Regions from separate parts of the Mus musculus genome. Here region 2 is linked to region 1. A link is a loop called in an ENCODE intact Hi-C map of the cell type or tissue named here. Cell type or tissue: left cerebral cortex. All regions are shown on one strand. Links, peaks and the distances in the headings refer to the core of each region. The heading gives the core; the rest is flanking DNA.

Region 1 (8,200 bases), core at 3,148-5,647:
AGGTGGAACAACAATATGAACTAACCAGTACCCTGGAGCTCTTGTCTCTAGCTGCATATGTATCAAAAGATGGCCTAGTCAGCCATCACTGCAAAGAGAGGCCCATTGGACTTGCAAACTTTATATGCCCCAGTACAGGGGAACCCCAGGGCCAAAAAGGGGGAGTGGGTGGCTAGGGGATTGGGGCTGGGTGGGTATGGGGGACTTTTGGGATAGCATTGAAAATGTAAATGAGGAAAATACCTAATAAAAAATAAATAAAAAAAAAGAAAGCATGGATATCAGGAGTATATGGACTTCTCAGCAGCCATCTGCCTTCTTCTCTTGCCATGTCAACTGTTGTTCTACCCATTACATCTAAAGGTTTCCATTTTTAAGGTTTTAAACATATCTTTGATCATTATACAATTTTAGAAGTGTTCAGACTTTTCATAAATGCTCCTTAGAAACTGAATCTTGTTGGCCACTTGGTGAAGCCTGTTAAAGTTTCAAGGCTGCTTTGTAAGTTCTTCTCTCTTCCAAACAGGAGGTTCATCCCTATGCCAGCTATCTCCACTGTCATTCCTACTCAGCCCTCCGAAGAGTTATGAAAACTTTCCAGTTTTAAAACATTCCTCACTTACCAGTCCGTAGCTCCTCTTACCCACTCCTGTTCCTTCTTTTTCCTGACACTAGCCCATATCTGCATCATACCATGAATATAAATATTTTAAATGTATTAAAAAGTAAATTTTAAGTAATATGAAATTTTTATTTTTAACACATATTTTTTACTTATTATTATAGTGAGTGAATGTTTTTAATTAAAATATAATTATATTACTTTGCCTCATCCCTTTCCTCCAACCTACCTCTCACTGTTCCTTCCTCTCACACTATCGCAAAGTTTTGGCCTCTTGCATTATTGTTGTTTTACATGCACACACACACACACACACACACACACAAATATAAACACGCATTGTGGTGAGTCTGCTTTTGTCATTTGTGAATATGTGAATTCATGGCTGACCACTTTGAAAACCTCTGGGCTTTCCCCACTTCCACATTAGCCTGTCTATTGCTGTTACACACGGTTGAGGTCCTGTACATGCAGCCTCTTCTGGCAGATGCATGAACTTGATGGCAATTTTCATAGACCTCTTTTATTTACAATCTTTCTTCCCCCTCTTCCATGATGTTCGTGAGCCTTAAGTGCAAGATTTGTGTTGGAGACATTGTTGGGCCTGGCCTCCTTACGATCAGTTCATCTCTGCAATATCTGTATATTCTAGTAATGGTCTCCATTTGCTATAATGAGAAACTTCTCTGATGAGAGATGATAACTGCTGTGAGTATAAAAGGATAAGTTGTAGCACACAGTTACATTACGCTGGTCCACTAAAATGGCAGTAGTAAGTTCTCTTTGATCCATGATCTCACTACCACCCAGGGAATTGGCTAGCTTTCTCTAACTAGAACTAGCATGATATTCTTCCTGTTGAATTGGTCTTAAGTTTAATTAGGCAGCTGTTCATTAGTGAGACCATCTTAACAGCCCCTACTATTGCACCTTTAGCAATATTTTGCCATGCTGTTCATTGTTGTGATTCATAGGTTTCAGAGCTGGACAGCACTACTGATTGCTTTTCTCCCTTGGAAGCCTGTGTAGTACTTTCTGGTACTATGGAAACTAGAGTATAGGAGGAGGCTTTCAGGTTGGATCCATCTCAGATCATCAGAGCCCTGCATCTTATGTGTGCAGTGTTTTCAGCAATACAGGCTTACCTTCAACCTCTAACAGGCAACCAGATGCTACAATAGCTTATATTGTTTTAGAAATCACTTGGACTACTCTAAACAACAACTTGAGTGAAGGCTCTTTGTATCTGATACTGGAGTTTGTTAGTCTATGACACTTGTGGGGAGACATGTCTGCACAAGTAGCATATGTGTGTACATGTATATTGTATACATATATAGTTTTGCTCTATGTATGTATGTGTATATGTATGTATGTATATGTATATGTATGTATATATATAGCATATATGTATATAGCAAATAGTATATATATAGTTTTAGGTAAGTATATAGTGAAAATAATATATTTCCTTGAAGCTTTATGGTGTTATTGACACTCCTCTTTCTTTTTACTTCTCTATTGACCTTCATCTCTATCCCCAATTAAAGTGCCATCCCTATTTTTTTTTGTTTCCTACTTCATACCTCCTCTATCTTTCTATTCCCTTTCATGTCCCCCAACCCATTGTCCCTTTATACCTACCTAGATTCTGCCATCATTTTAAGTCATATATCTGGAGTTTGGAGCTAAGAATGGCAGATGATAGATAACATGTGGAGTTTATCTTTCCATTTCTGGATTAACTCACTCAGAATAATCTTTACTAGGAATGGCCATTCACCTGCAAACTTCATAATTAACGGGAGAATAAAAAATATAGAAATAAAAAAGATTCTAAATATCATAGCCTCTCTCTGTAATAATCATTTTAGTATTGAAAGAAGAATATTAAGTACTTGTCAAAAATTAAAGTAAATAATATTAGAAAAGTCGGCAGTTTTATTAACTAGGAAGTCAAACATTAAAATTCATAATGATATTATTGAATATTTTCATTTTTTTGTGAAAGCCTTTGAAAGCCAAGTACCATTGATTACTTTCATTGCTCGCCCCTACATAAAATCAGCATAAATATTTACCACCTCCAAATGCTTGAATAAGAACACAATAGAGGGCCAAAAATGTTAAAGAAAATTTACATGACTAGAATAAATAATAGAAATATTAATAAGACACACTCCTTCAAGTATGATGCAAAGTATATCTTTCTTGCCAGGTACTTTCTATACATGGGTAAAACAAGACATAGAGTCTCTATTTTTTAATTACTGAAATAACAGTAAACACAACAAGCTATTCATATTGTGAAATCAGATCTAAATTATCCTAATCAATTTCTCCCTTAGGTGCTTAACCCTTTTTGCTACAAAATACATGTAGTTGTTTCTTAATAAAGTGGTTGTTTAGAAAAGACTTTAAAAATATCATTTTGAGACTAGAGAAATGATTCAGCAGTTCAGAGTACTTGTTGCTTATGCAGTAGACTCACGTTTAATTTTGAGCATCCATGTGGAACTCACAACTATCAGTAAGGCCAGTTTCTGGGTATCTAGGACCTTCTTCTAATTTCTGCATTTACCAGGCACACTTATAGTATCCATAAATGTATGTAGGTTAAACAATTATACACATAAATACATTTTTAAAAATTAAAAACTTATTATTCAGACATAACTTAATTTTCCTTTTAAAGCAAAGAATTAAAATGAAAAGCAAAGAATTTTAATTAAAATATCTCCATATAGCATCTACATTATAAATATCTCCATATAGCATTCACAATATAATATTTAATAAGGGAAGAATGCCATATACTTGGATCCCACAGATAGCTGAGCCAGTGGATACTCAGTTTTCTTGTGGGACCCAGGTATAGAACATTGCAGTTTGTTTGCTGGCGTTGCACATTTAGAAGTAGTTTCTTTTTTAAAAGATTAATTAAAAAAATTTATATTATGCTTATGAGCATTTTACTCACATGCACGTTTGTTCAATGTGTGTGTGACTCGTGGCTGCAGGGGTCAGAAGAGGGCTCCTGATCCCTTGTAACTGGAGTTATGGAGGATTATGAGCCTCCCATGATGCAGATGCTGGGAGTCAAACCTGGTTCCTCTACAAGAGCAAATGATCATAATAGCTGAGCCATCGTTCCAGAACCAGCAATTTTTTTGATCATCACACAATGGCTGCAAATGCATGCCCCAGCCCCTTCACCAGCCAATGGAGGCTTGTACCATATTCTGTGCCCCACAACTAAGTCTTTCCATTGCACTTATCATAGGAAAATGTCACTGCCTATTAATAGACTGTCGGTGGCTCTCATTTTCTGTGATGACATAGAATCATCAAAGCATAATTCTTCTGACATTTGGAAGTCTGGTTTCTGTCACGGGAGACACATGTGCTCACTTGGACCTTGGGAACCTGCAGCTCACACAGCCCTGTAAGGACAATGTCCACAGTAACCCTGCTTACCTTTCAGCTAGAGTCTTATTATTTCTCTGTCCTTCTTACCCACGGTCTTCCACACCAATGCTAAAAGGCAGGAAAGGTAGAAACATAATGTGAGATTAGGTAGAGGGCTTGGGGGAGTTGGGTTCTTCAGAATTTCTGGATTGGTGATTCCTCGTCTCCCTCCCCATTCTTGGCATTTCATTTAAGCAAACACTAAGAAAAATCTCCCACTTTTATGTTCAGGCATACCCTTTCATGTCTGTTTGGTGTTATCTTCTTCAGTGGCATTTTCAAATGTCTTAAATTGCGCAGCCCACAGGGCAGACTTGACTGGAAAGGATGTGGTTACCATGGCACTCAAAAGACAATTTCCAGAGAGAAAGTGTATCTTCTCTACAAACAGAAGCAAAAACTCAAAATAGATAGAGTGACATATTTTCTTTCCAGAAACCGAGGACAAAATGTACAGTAGATGTTAGTTAAAAGCAACATCAAATTTTTGGCTTTAAATTTCTTTATCATTTTAAGTCCAATCTTTTTAACGTCTTTAAAGCACGAGGCTGTCCAGTGCATGAGTGGTATGGTTATTCCTATAGCCCAGTGCATTAAGGACGTTTATATTCTTGAATTCTAATATAAGCGACTGCATGTGAGTCCTCCTCTGATACCCATGGACCGTCACCACACTCCTCCTAGGATTCTTCCCACATTCATACTATTTTCAGATCTAAGCACCATATGGGAATCAAGCTACACAGAGAAATCACGGTGAGAATTCTAGAAGGCTTGAGCCTGTTGAAAATTTGTCTAATCTCAAATTGTGGGTAAAGAAAAAAAGAAAGAAAGAAAAAAGAAAAAGAAAAGGTTATTTGAGTTGCCCAGTTAAATGGCTGACTAGAGATAAAGACAGCACTTGAATCTACATGTAGCTACTTTCTCTGACTTGTATCTAGATTCTGTATTCCATTTCTAATCATTAATAAGAGTTCAATCAAAGTCTAGGCTAAAATAGAAAGTCATTCATTGCTGTCAAAAACAGTTGATCCTTTAAACAGTTGCCCCCAAAAATTACAGGAAATTTTTGCATTTGAGGCTTTTTTTGAGACAGGGTTTTGCTGTTTTCCTGGCTGATCTGGAACTTCCCTCATAGACCTCACATTCAGAGATCCACCTGTCTTTGCCTCCTGAGTACTGGGATTAAGGATATGTGCACAGTGTGGCATCTGTTCTTAGCAGTACCTAGGAGATTTTGGGATGATTTGTAATGTGTTTATTTCTCAGATTGTTCTGTGTAGAAAAATTGTGTTGGAAATTTTTTTATAATGAATTCACCATGTCTTCAGTTGATATATGCAATGATGTCTTCAGGGATATATTTTATGATGTATTTATAAAAAAACCTAACATCTTGATGGGACTGGGAAATCATTATCCTACTTATTTTAAAAGTTATGTTCATGAAATGTTCACTGCATAGATGATCAATTACATTTGGACATCATAAATATGTGAGTTTATATCATTTAGATTGAACTGGCTACTCAGTTTTGCTGGTGACTCTTTGTCATCTCCAGTTTACTCACGTATATATTTTGATCACTTAGAAATACTTTTTCTTCTTTAGAGGTCATATGTCTGCTACTCTAGAAGGCGTGTAGGTAGATGGAGAATATGTTGAAAGGAATACAAATAGTTATAGCTAAATTAAGCAAACAAATTTGTGAGCTTATTTTGTTGTTTGTTTGCTTGCTTATTTTGCATTATTTGTTTGTTGCAATGTCTCCTGTACCCGAGGGTGGTCTCAAACTCGCTGTGTTCTTAAGGATGACCTAGACCTGTTGGTCCTCCTATTGCTATCTCCCAAGTACTGGGATGCCAGTTACGTGCCATCATGGGCAGTTTATAGGCTTGATTTCAGAAGCTCATAGAATGGAGGAGGAGCCTCAACAGGACAAAACTAAGACAATAGGAATAAAACTGTGGAGATTTGACTGTGGTTATTTGAAAGGATCAGCAAGAACATAGGATTCTGGGAGTTTGTTCACAACTTTTCTCTATTATCACAACAATTTTCAATGTCCTGGGAATAAATCTCTTGTCTAAGCTCTGGACAGATATAGGATTCTTGACTGGAATGTTGGCAGGTGCTTATGTTTCTGTTTTTGAACTCAAGGCTTGGCATAGCCTTTGCATTGCAGCACACAGATATGTTGGAACCTAAGTGATTTCATGAAGAAGAAATCAAGATATATTAAAATGTAAGAAAGGAATGGGTAGTAAAAACAATGCCCGCCAACAATCTCTTACAATACTGACTGATGTGGTCTAAATGCAAAATGCACCCCATATATTCATGTTTGAAGACTTGATCCTTACTGGTAGCATCTATAGGAGGTGGAACCTTGGTAGAGGAAGCAAGTCCACTGGTAGCCACTTGTGATGTGACAGCACAGCTCCACTTGCATTTCACTCTTGGCTTCATGAGTACAGATCCCATGTGCCTAGCAAGTGCTCTGGTTCGGCCACTGTGCCTTTCCTGCCTGCTGCTCTGTTTCATAGTCTGGATGGACTGTATTGCTTTGGAGCTATAATCCATACTAAAGCAGTGTTCCCTTAACTTAGTTTTATCTGGATATTTATCAGTGCAGCAAATTTTATAAAATAACTAAGACACGTATTTTCTAATATTTCTCAGGGGCTGAACCTAGATTAATAAAAAAACAAAAAAACAAAACAAAAAAAAAACACACTGCCAGTTGAAGTAAATTTGACATTTTTTTCTTTTTACTCTTTTCTTAAAAATGTATAAAAAATATTTTAAAAGATCCCTGTTTTCCATTCTATCTTTCATTTTGGAAGCAGTTATATGTGTCCCTTTTCACATTCAACCTCATGATTATGAACATTCATATGGATTTTAAGACATTTATTTATAAACCAATAAATAATAAATGAAGATGTTGCAGTTTTTATTTTTATTTTTTATTTATTTTTAAAATTTTTATTAGATATTTTCTTCATTTACATTTCAAATACTATCCCAAAAGTCCCCTATACACCCCCCCTATCCTACTCCCCTACCCACCCACTCCCACTTCTTGGCCCTGGCAATCCCCTGTACTGGGGCATATAAAGTTTGCAAGACCAAGGGGCCTCTCTTCCCAATGATGGCCAACTAGGCCATCTTCTGCTACATATGCACCTAGAGACACTAGCTCGGTGGGTGGGGGGGGGGGCGGTACTGGTTAGTTCATATTGTTGTTCCACCTATAGGGTTGCAGACTCCTTCAGCTCCTTGGGTACTTTCTCTAGCTCCTCCATTGGGGGACCTGTGTTCCATCCTATAGATGACTGTGAGCATCCACTTCTGTATTTACCAGGCACTGGCATAGCCTCACAAGAGACAGCTATACCAGGGTCCTTTCAGCATAATCTTGCTGACATATGCAATAGTGTCTGCATTTGGTGGCTGATTATGGGATGGACCCCCGGGTGGGGCAGTCTCTGGATGGTCCATCCTTTCATGTTAGCTCCAAACTTTGTCTCTGTAACTCCTTCCATGGGTATTTTGTTCCCTATTCTAGGCAGGAATGAAGTATCCACATGTTTGTCTTCCTTCTTGATTTTCTTGTGTTTTGGAAATTGTATCTTGGGTATTCTAGGTTTCTGGGCTAATATCCCCTTATCAGTGAGTGCACATCTAGTGACTTCTTTTGTGACTGGGTTACCTCACTCAGGATGATATCCTCCAGATACATCCATTTGCCCAAGAATTTCATAAATTACTTGTTTTTAATAGCTGAGTAGTACTCCATTTTGTAAATGTACCACATTTTCTGTATCCATTCCTCTGTTGAGGAACATCTGGGTTCTTTCCAGCTTCTGACTATTATAAATAAAGCTGCTATAAACATAGTGGAACATGTGTCCTTATTACCAGTTGGAACATCTTCTGGGTATATGCCCAGGAGAGGTATTGCGGGATCCTCCGGTAGTACTATGTCCAATTTTCTGAGGATCTGCCAGACTGATTTCCAGCGTGGTGTACAAGCTTGTAATCTCATCAGCAATGGACGAGTGTTCCTCTTTCTCCACATCCTTGCCAGCATCTGCTGTCACCTG
Region 2 (8,200 bases), core at 2,882-5,381, 150 kb after region 1:
CTTAAAACATCATGGTTCTGTACATCAGAATCTGCTAAAAGACGATGAAAGGGTTGGGTTCTCAATCATGGGAATCTGGGGTCTTTAGTTGGGATCTAACTGGTGAGATTGTTAATTGACTATAAAGGTAAGAGGACAAAAGAATGCCTCCCAACATGGAAGGTTCTTTTAACTTGTTTATTTTTCTTTTGAATTAGAAAGTGATTTAAGTACAGTATTGTAGCAATGACTAAAATATTTAAGGTCATAACCTGTCCATCATTGGAGTACACTATTTTGTCAATGCCATGAAAAACATGGCACTGTAAAACATCCACCAGAGAAGACTACTAACTAGTATACAGGTACAGGTACAAACCAAGAGAATCCTTATTTGGCAGCCAGGGACTACTCCTGGGTTTTGGGACCCCAATGTAGCCCTGAGCCTTTCCTTTTCAGGGTGGGCTCTTAAGCCCACCTAAAACACACAACCTGACTTGACACACTTTAGCTATCAAGAACAGTTAGCTGAAGGCAGAACTGCAGAAGCCAAAAAGCAAAATGAGAACCTTCTGAGACTTTCCCAGAAATGTGGACTTTGTGGATTTGGTCTCTGTTCTTGTTTTGGTAGGTGTTATTGCCTACCTGCTGTGTTCAAAGATCTAAACTGTATTTCTGTTGTGACTTCAATAGTGCTGAGGTTATGATTGTGATGGCAAACCACAGATTTTATAACAAGCTGACTTCTGTACATTATTTAAAGAAATAAATGTTTAAAATAATGTTAAAGACAATATGTTTGAATTTTTAATTATTTGAGTTATAATCTAGTATACTGTTTGAACTATTTTTGTTCATATTTCAATTACCGTCTACTTTATAAGGAGTCATATATCCACTAATATTAGGGTCCTTTTTACATTTGAAGCCTAATGTCAGTGATTCTGATTTACTAAATAATATTGTGATCATGAGATATACTAAATAACATTCATTTTGATGTGATGTTTATTGAAATTTCTGAAACAGCATTAAATGTTTAAATTTTCAGCTCAGTAACATGTAGGAACAAGTAGCATCCAAATAACAATAATTTTAATCATTTCTACATAAAAAGTATATAGAACTAATAGACACTCAAGAAAACTTTCACTTACAATTCAAATAGTGATTCATTCTCCCTGACATTAGGCCAGGTATGCAAAAGGAATGAGCATATGGAAGAAGCTTAGCCCTGTGAATTCCTGTCAAGGATCTCTCAGTGCCACCAAGGGATGCATTTCCATCTATAATATGATAGGAGAAAATTAGCTGGGCTCTATTCTGTTAAAATGCAAAGGCTAAACTGGAAACTGAAGTGGCACTTTTAAAAGAGGTGAAGGATGTATATGTTTATTAATATTTTAACTTGAGCCAATAATCTCTCATTTCCCACTTCTGAAGATAATGCTAAGACCGCCATCGATTACTGAGATTTGTCTAATACACAAATTGATTTCTGTGGTCTTCCTTTTGAAATTTGAAGACTCCTTGGAGCAACATAATTCCGCATCAGGCCTCAGGGGCTTCTAGGTTTTAGCATGCTGCCCCGCAGCTTTAGTGAACGGGCTTTAGACCACTGGGCAGGCAATCATCAAAAGGCAACTTCATGGTCCCTGAGTAGCTGGGAGCTTATCATCTCAACTTTCAGGCAACTGTTTCATATTAACTGTTCTATGAAATTTCAACCTCTCTTTTACCCTTCTTATTGACACATCTCACACTTGGTAATGAAGGCTGCTTCTTCCTTAAATCCCCTATATTGCTATTTATCCAATTTCCGTCTTTGTCTTAGTGGTTTACCTTGGTATAGATTTTTTTTTTTTTTGCCATTTTGTCTTCTATTAAAGAAAAGAATTCTGTTATGATGTTTTATTTAATATACCTTCACATCTTTTAGATATTTTGCACATGTTGCCTCATTTACTCATTCCCTGACCACCTTATCAAAGTCTGAAATCAAAATTTTAATATTCCTGAACTGTCTTCTTTACCCAAATTTCTTCACACTTTCATAAACACTCATAAATCCTATTTTAACAATGTGTTCCTTATCTATCCTCTAGCTATTTAATATTGATTTTGTTAATTTACATAGCTTTAGCAACTAGCACCGTCTCTGGCATCTCTATGAGGATTAAATCATTATATTCTTAGTAGACAAATAAAAACAAAAGGGTCCAATAAAAATTTATGGTAAGGTAAAAATGTTAGTTACATATTAAAAATTAGCATGACTGCTGTGTTTTGAAGTAAAATAATAAAGTCAAGTAAAAATGAAGTAAAAAAAATAAGAAAAATATTGATATGGATGCCAAAAGAAAAGTATCATAAATAGAACTTACATGTGATAGAAAATCATGTTTTAGAATTCAAAACAAAAAGATAAAGAAGCCAACACTAAGTTAATAATATAATATTATTTGTCCCTTAGAAATACAAAATACCTTTTTCTTTACATTTCATTCATTTTACTTAACAGAGTAAGATAACAAAAACTATAAATGAGAATGTACAAGTGTTGAAAAGACAGAGATAGCACTTAGAATATTCATAAATGACATGGTTATCAACAAAAATAACAAAACATTACAAAGTTATTCTCAGGACATAGAAAATAATTTAAGGCTTATAGTTCTGAAATAAATATGAAAATTCCAATCAAAATCTACTGAGTTACTATGTGGAATCTCTAAAATGTACAGAACAAAGTAAGTGAAGGGTAAATGGTAATGGCAAGCATGAAAAAAATGACTGTGTGGGAGCAGTTTCCTCCACCATAGATCAAGACAGGAGATAGATAATTGATGAGATGTTATCATGTATGAGATGAGATGAGATGAGATGAGATGAGATGAGATGAGATGAGATGAGATGGGAGATGGTATTGTTGACTGAGAGAGAGGGAGAGGAAGAGGGAGAAGAGAGGGAAAAGAGAGGAGAGAGAGGAGAGGAGAGGAAGGGAGGGGAGGGGAGGGGATGGGAGGGGAGGAGAGGAGGGGAGGGGAGAGGAAAGGAGAGGAGAGGGAGATGGAGGGGAGAAGAGAGGGATAGGAGAGAGGGAGCGATAGGAGAGAAGAGAGGGGATGAGAGAGGACAGGGAGGGAGAGGACAGGAAGAGGAGACAGGAGAGGGAGAGAGAAAAAGGGAGGGAGAAGGACAGAGAGAGGAGAGGGAGGGAGAGGAGAGAGGAAAGGGAAGGAGAGAGGAGAGGGAGGAAGAGGGAGAGAGAGAACAGAAAGGAGAGGAGAGGAGGGGAGGGGAGGGGAGGGGAGGGGAGGGGAGGGGAGGGAAGGGGAGGGGAGAGGAGGGGAGGGGAGGGGAGAGGAGAGAGAAAAGAGAGGGGAGGAGAGGAGAGGGAGAAAGTGAGGTCTAGGAGAGAGGGGAGGAGAGGAAGGGCAGAGAGGAGAGGGAGAGGAAGAGGGCATGTAATGGAGAAGATTAGATAGCTTGTAAACCAAAGTGCCTCTCTGCCTACTGGATAATGTCTAAGGTAGGGATTTTTTAATACAGAAAGAAACATCTCCTCAATAAAGGATACTGGAAAACAAATCAATGAGTTAATTTTTAGTGTGATTATCCTTACTTTGTTGGTCTCTCTTTTCTGTTTTCTAGCTTTCTCTTATTTACTCTTTTCTTTCTCGTTGATTTAGTTTTTGCTTTTCACTTTGGTACAGTGTGAGAAATAATTGTAATCCAACACTGGGCTTATTTTTCAATATTTAAATAGAGGTAAACTGATTGTATAGTGTATGAAAAGATAATTATACATCTTTTTAAAACAACTGTATCAGGGGAGTTTCTGATTCCTTTGCAAATTTTACACTGGAAGAAGCCATTATATACCCTCATTAAATTGTGAGAAAAAATACTAATTTTTAAGGGCGTGTTGAAAACAAAGCTTTCTGAATCTTTTAATATTTATCTTCATCATAAATCTGACAATATACCATTATTTTACTTGAGATGCTATTCCCAGAAACCAGATATAATAAATGCTTTTGTGTGCACACATGGATATAGCATGCCAATTCTCTATCAATATTTGAACCTTAGCTTTGTTTGAGAATTAAAAGGCCTGATTCTCGTAATATGTAGTGTTGAAAATATACAAAGTGATCATTACTGTTTTTATAGAGATTTTTCTCAAGAAATCTATTCCCTCTAGTGCCAGAAGCCCACTTACTATACTTCATTAATATTCATTTAATAGAGTGTTTTTGCACTTTAGGTTCAGTAAAAGCATGATGATGGGGGATAGCAGAATCCTCAGCCTTCAGCAGTGATTATTGGGAGTGCATCCTGGCCCAGAGGCACGGTTGCCATGGTGATGCTACTGATCTGCCAAAGCTGTTTCTCACTGTGGGTGGAAAGAAGCTCCCCTGCCAGCAACTATGTGGGATTCTGGCAGCTGGAGAGAATGCTGAAATGGTGTGCTGGCTCTCCATATGGGAGCTCAAAAAGACTTCTTTAAATGCAGTAGGCAACTCTGCCCAGACTCCTAGGAAGAATGAGTTTGATGAGGATGTAGTCCTTTACAAGCTCAATATGTCCCCAGTGAGGCACTTAAGGATTTAAATTTGAACAAAAGTTTTGCAGAGGGTCAACACTTAAATTTTTCTACTCTGAATATTTCTGCCATACAGAAATGGAAATTTACAGGCACTTGTATTTGTCAGCAAAGGTAACATCATTCTGAGTAATTTATATGGCAATGTTTAACCATGGAATAAGGATATATTTTGTGTATTAACTCAGGGTCCTCAACTTTGGTTTTCCCTAGTGTTAGAGTTTGTCTTATGCGTTTCTAAATTTGGGAGGTGCTAGCAAGTTAAATGTGCAGTGGATGTTCGGGTTCATGAGCACATTTCTCTTGGGGAGATAAAGCCTGGCACTGAAGCTAATATTGCCCAGATAATGCACAGCGGGCTAAAGATGAATGAAGTACAAACTAGTTCTCATTTTATTGGGAATAAAATTAAGCAGAACTCCTAAGTGACCATTTTATGTTTTTATTTTATCTGTTTTTAAGTTACTCTGGTTTCCTATTTATTCTCCTGTAAAAAATCTGTGCTCTAGGATCAAGTGAAGGCGATGGCATTCAATATTTATTACCTTTTCTTTGTCTTTGAGCTCATAAGCAGATGATTACATTAAGCATCGGCATTTCATTTTAACATTATAAGGAGTCTGCAGTAGAATCCTTCCACGGCTATCAAATGCTTTGAGAATAGAAAACAAATAAACAAACAAACAAACAGAACCACAAAACTCAGATTCAAAGTCATTGCAGCCATTTGGTGAACTTGACAGACTAGGAGGTCATTCCTCTTGTTAGTACTAATTTTACTGGTTTCCCCCTTCAAGTAATTACTGAGATGAAAATGGAAAGGAGAAATTATTGAAAGAAAATAGTCTAGTTTTTTTCCTGCCATCCTGTTAGTCTCTAACCAAAACTGGGCTCAATGACATTCAGATACTACACACACTGGTCTCAGCCATCTGTTGGTGAATTTTTTCTACTATATGAAGTTTCAAGCTGTTCTAACCTTTTCTACTTCCCTATATTCATATTCTCTCTCTCTCTCTCTCTCTCTCTCTCTCTCTCTCTCTCTCTCTCTCTCTCTCTCCCTCTCTGTGTGTGTGTGTGTGTGTAGGATACATGTTCAGGAAATAATTGTTGCTTCACAAGAAAGAGCAACAGAACTGGGGAGGTAGTTGAGCTCCTGTACAAATTTCTTCTGAAGGAAACCTTATGGGTTATGATTCTCTAAGTCTGTTTAATGAGCTTTATCAAATAATACACTAGCTCATTCTCCAAACATAAAGTCACTTCACAAAGGAACTTTTGAATCTCCTGTTTTACATGTTATTGCATATAAAAAATTAAAGATTTAGATTTATATAAAGGATCAATGACCAAAAAGTACTATAATCTGAAAGACAAATTCCTCCCAAATATGTAACTTTTTTAGCCCTGATACAGTGCTGCCATTGAAAGGTCTAAGGACTAACCTCATATGACAGAACACAATTAGAATGTAGACCTACTAAAAATATTACATAGTTATCTTCAAAAAGTATATAAAGTGTATATGGAGCAAATTAATTTCATACTGAAGTATCAATGCCATTCTCAAGTTGAATTATGTGTAATGAGAGCATCTTACATTTATGGAGTTCTTTGTCATGCAGTATTATTTTTATATATTGTCTCATTTTATCATCACAAGAACAGTATAAGGTCATCCTCTTATTTCCCCCATTTATTATAAGATCAAAAGATTGAAGTGTTAAAAATCACAGTGATGGGATCAGTATTATGCTCTACCTGTTCTCTGCTTTCAACTGTGTCCAGATATTACTTCATTTATTTTCAACCAAAATCTATAAATAGATTTTTCATTATGAGTCACTCTGTAAGTAGCACACATATGTGAACTCAGAACTCAACTTTAATTCCTTTACTATTTGGAATGTATCTAATGCTTCCTGATTTTTTTTTCTTCTCTAACTTTTGGATTTTGTGGGTCAAAACTCAGTTAGTTGGATTTGCAGAGTACTACAGTTTTCAAATAACAGTCTGAAAATTGCAGAGATAGTTCAAAGAAATAGATATTACTTAAGTAAAAAAAAAAACCCATGAACTATGAGAGCAATGAATTCAAAGCAGGATGATATGCATGTGTGTGTGATGATTTATGAGTATGGTTAGAAAAGAAGAGCTTTGGTTGGACTAGGGTAGAAGATGAAATCATGAACCTTGGCAGCACCCACTTGATGGTGGAGAATGGACTATAACAATGGACTTCAACTTCATTCTTTCCTAGACCCTCTAGGGCTTGATTTAATGTGGTTGACCTGGGATCATCTATCATTACTAATACTATGTCCTATAGGGTTGAGGTCATAGAAACATTTTACCAAGATGAATAAATAACATGATTTTTCCTTCTTTTTCTTCTTCTTCTTCTTCTTCTTCTTCTTCTTCTTCTTCTTCTTCTTCTTCTTCTTCTTCTTCTTCTTCTTCTTCTTCTTCTTCTTCTCCTTCTCCTTCTCCTTCTCCTTCTCCTTCTCCTTCTCCTTCTCCTTCTCCTTCTCCTTCTCCTTCTCCTTCTCCTTCTCCTTCTCCTTCTCCTTCTCCTTCTCCTTCTCCTTCTCCTTCTCCTTCTTCTTCTTCTTCTTTTCTGTTGCTCTTCTACAGGGTGCTTCGAGTGCTGCATTAAATGCCTGGGAGGTATTCCCTATGCTTCTCTGATTGCAACCATCCTGCTGTATGCAGGCGTTGCCCTGTTCTGTGGCTGTGGCCATGAAGCCCTTTCTGGAACAGTCAACATTCTGCAGACCTACTTTGAGTTGGCAAGGACTGCTGGAGACACACTGGATGTTTTCACTATGTAAGTCACTCTTTACATCCACCTTTTGGGAAGTGCATTATGTTGTTTACGGTTTTTTTCCTAAATAAATATAGGTCTAGCCAGGTAAGGGGATTCTGAGAAAAAAACTAAACCAAAACGACAGCAAACAAACAAAAATAAAATACATTCATGAGGCAAACATGATTCAGAAAGGGGTTGATCTATCAACCAACATAAATTACTTTGCATAGAATATGAGGCCAAATTAATAGAGATTTTACCAAGGCTTTTACATGAATTAAATTACCATGAAGCAGGAAAATTTTGCCTTGCTCTTTGAATTTGAACAGACTCTTCTTTTAAAAAGATAGTGGAATGACAGAGGATGGAGGCAGGCACAAATCTAAGGTTGGGTGTTAATTTAGGAGAGTTATAAAATTCTAAGCAAAATTAGATACTTCAAAATTTTAACCCAGCCATGAATATAATATTATCTTACTTTCTCTACATCACAGGAAATATTGTAAATATTGTTAAGGATTCTTGAAATCTTCTGTCAGATAAAAAGTAAATACTGAGCAGCATTTCTGAAAATACCAATTGTGTTTTTAGCTCCCCTAAAACATAAACTATTAGGGTAAAAATTATGATGATGTTGAAATAATATATTTTTGTAAACCTGACTCAAGCAGTCTAGAAGTGAAAGCATGTTTTTTTCCTGGTTTTAGCCTGTTTAATAGTATAGATAACTAGCCTTTAGGATTTACTTACAGGAGGATTCATTTCCAAATAAGTTATTCTCATCACCTATTGTGTGGTTTCAT

Evidence for each region. Hi-C counts contacts between places; a loop is a spot of excess contacts. Peaks named below come from ENCODE experiments on the same cell type or tissue, not always from the same donor. Only the 100,000 strongest peaks of a DNase experiment are listed, where the experiment ranks them.
Region 2: it touches region 1 in a loop (10-fold over the local background); 3 of 42 quality-filtered maps call a loop at or near these places.

Annotation. Positions count from the first base shown.
Region 1 is chr8:54,882,808-54,891,007 of GRCm38, forward strand. It overlaps LOC115486929 (a long non-coding RNA gene), which reads right to left and starts at 6,775. Exons shown (of 3, transcript XR_003947548.1): 1 at 4,328-6,775; 2 at 3,603-4,159. It also overlaps a transcript of Gpm6a not described here. In left cerebral cortex, for the core only: no CTCF peak of the experiment used is centred there; DNase peaks (open chromatin) are centred at 4,384, 4,762 and 5,193; H3K4me3 peaks cover 1,190 bases; H3K27ac peaks cover 2,420 bases.
Region 2 is chr8:55,030,106-55,038,305 of GRCm38, forward strand. It overlaps Gpm6a (glycoprotein m6a), which reads left to right. Exons shown (of 7, transcript NM_153581.6): 2 at 7,223-7,415. Among named protein-coding and RNA genes, the nearest start is that of Gpm6a, 79 kb to the left of the region's middle. In left cerebral cortex, for the core only: no CTCF peak of the experiment used is centred there; a DNase peak (open chromatin) is centred at 4,402; H3K27ac peaks cover 1,725 bases.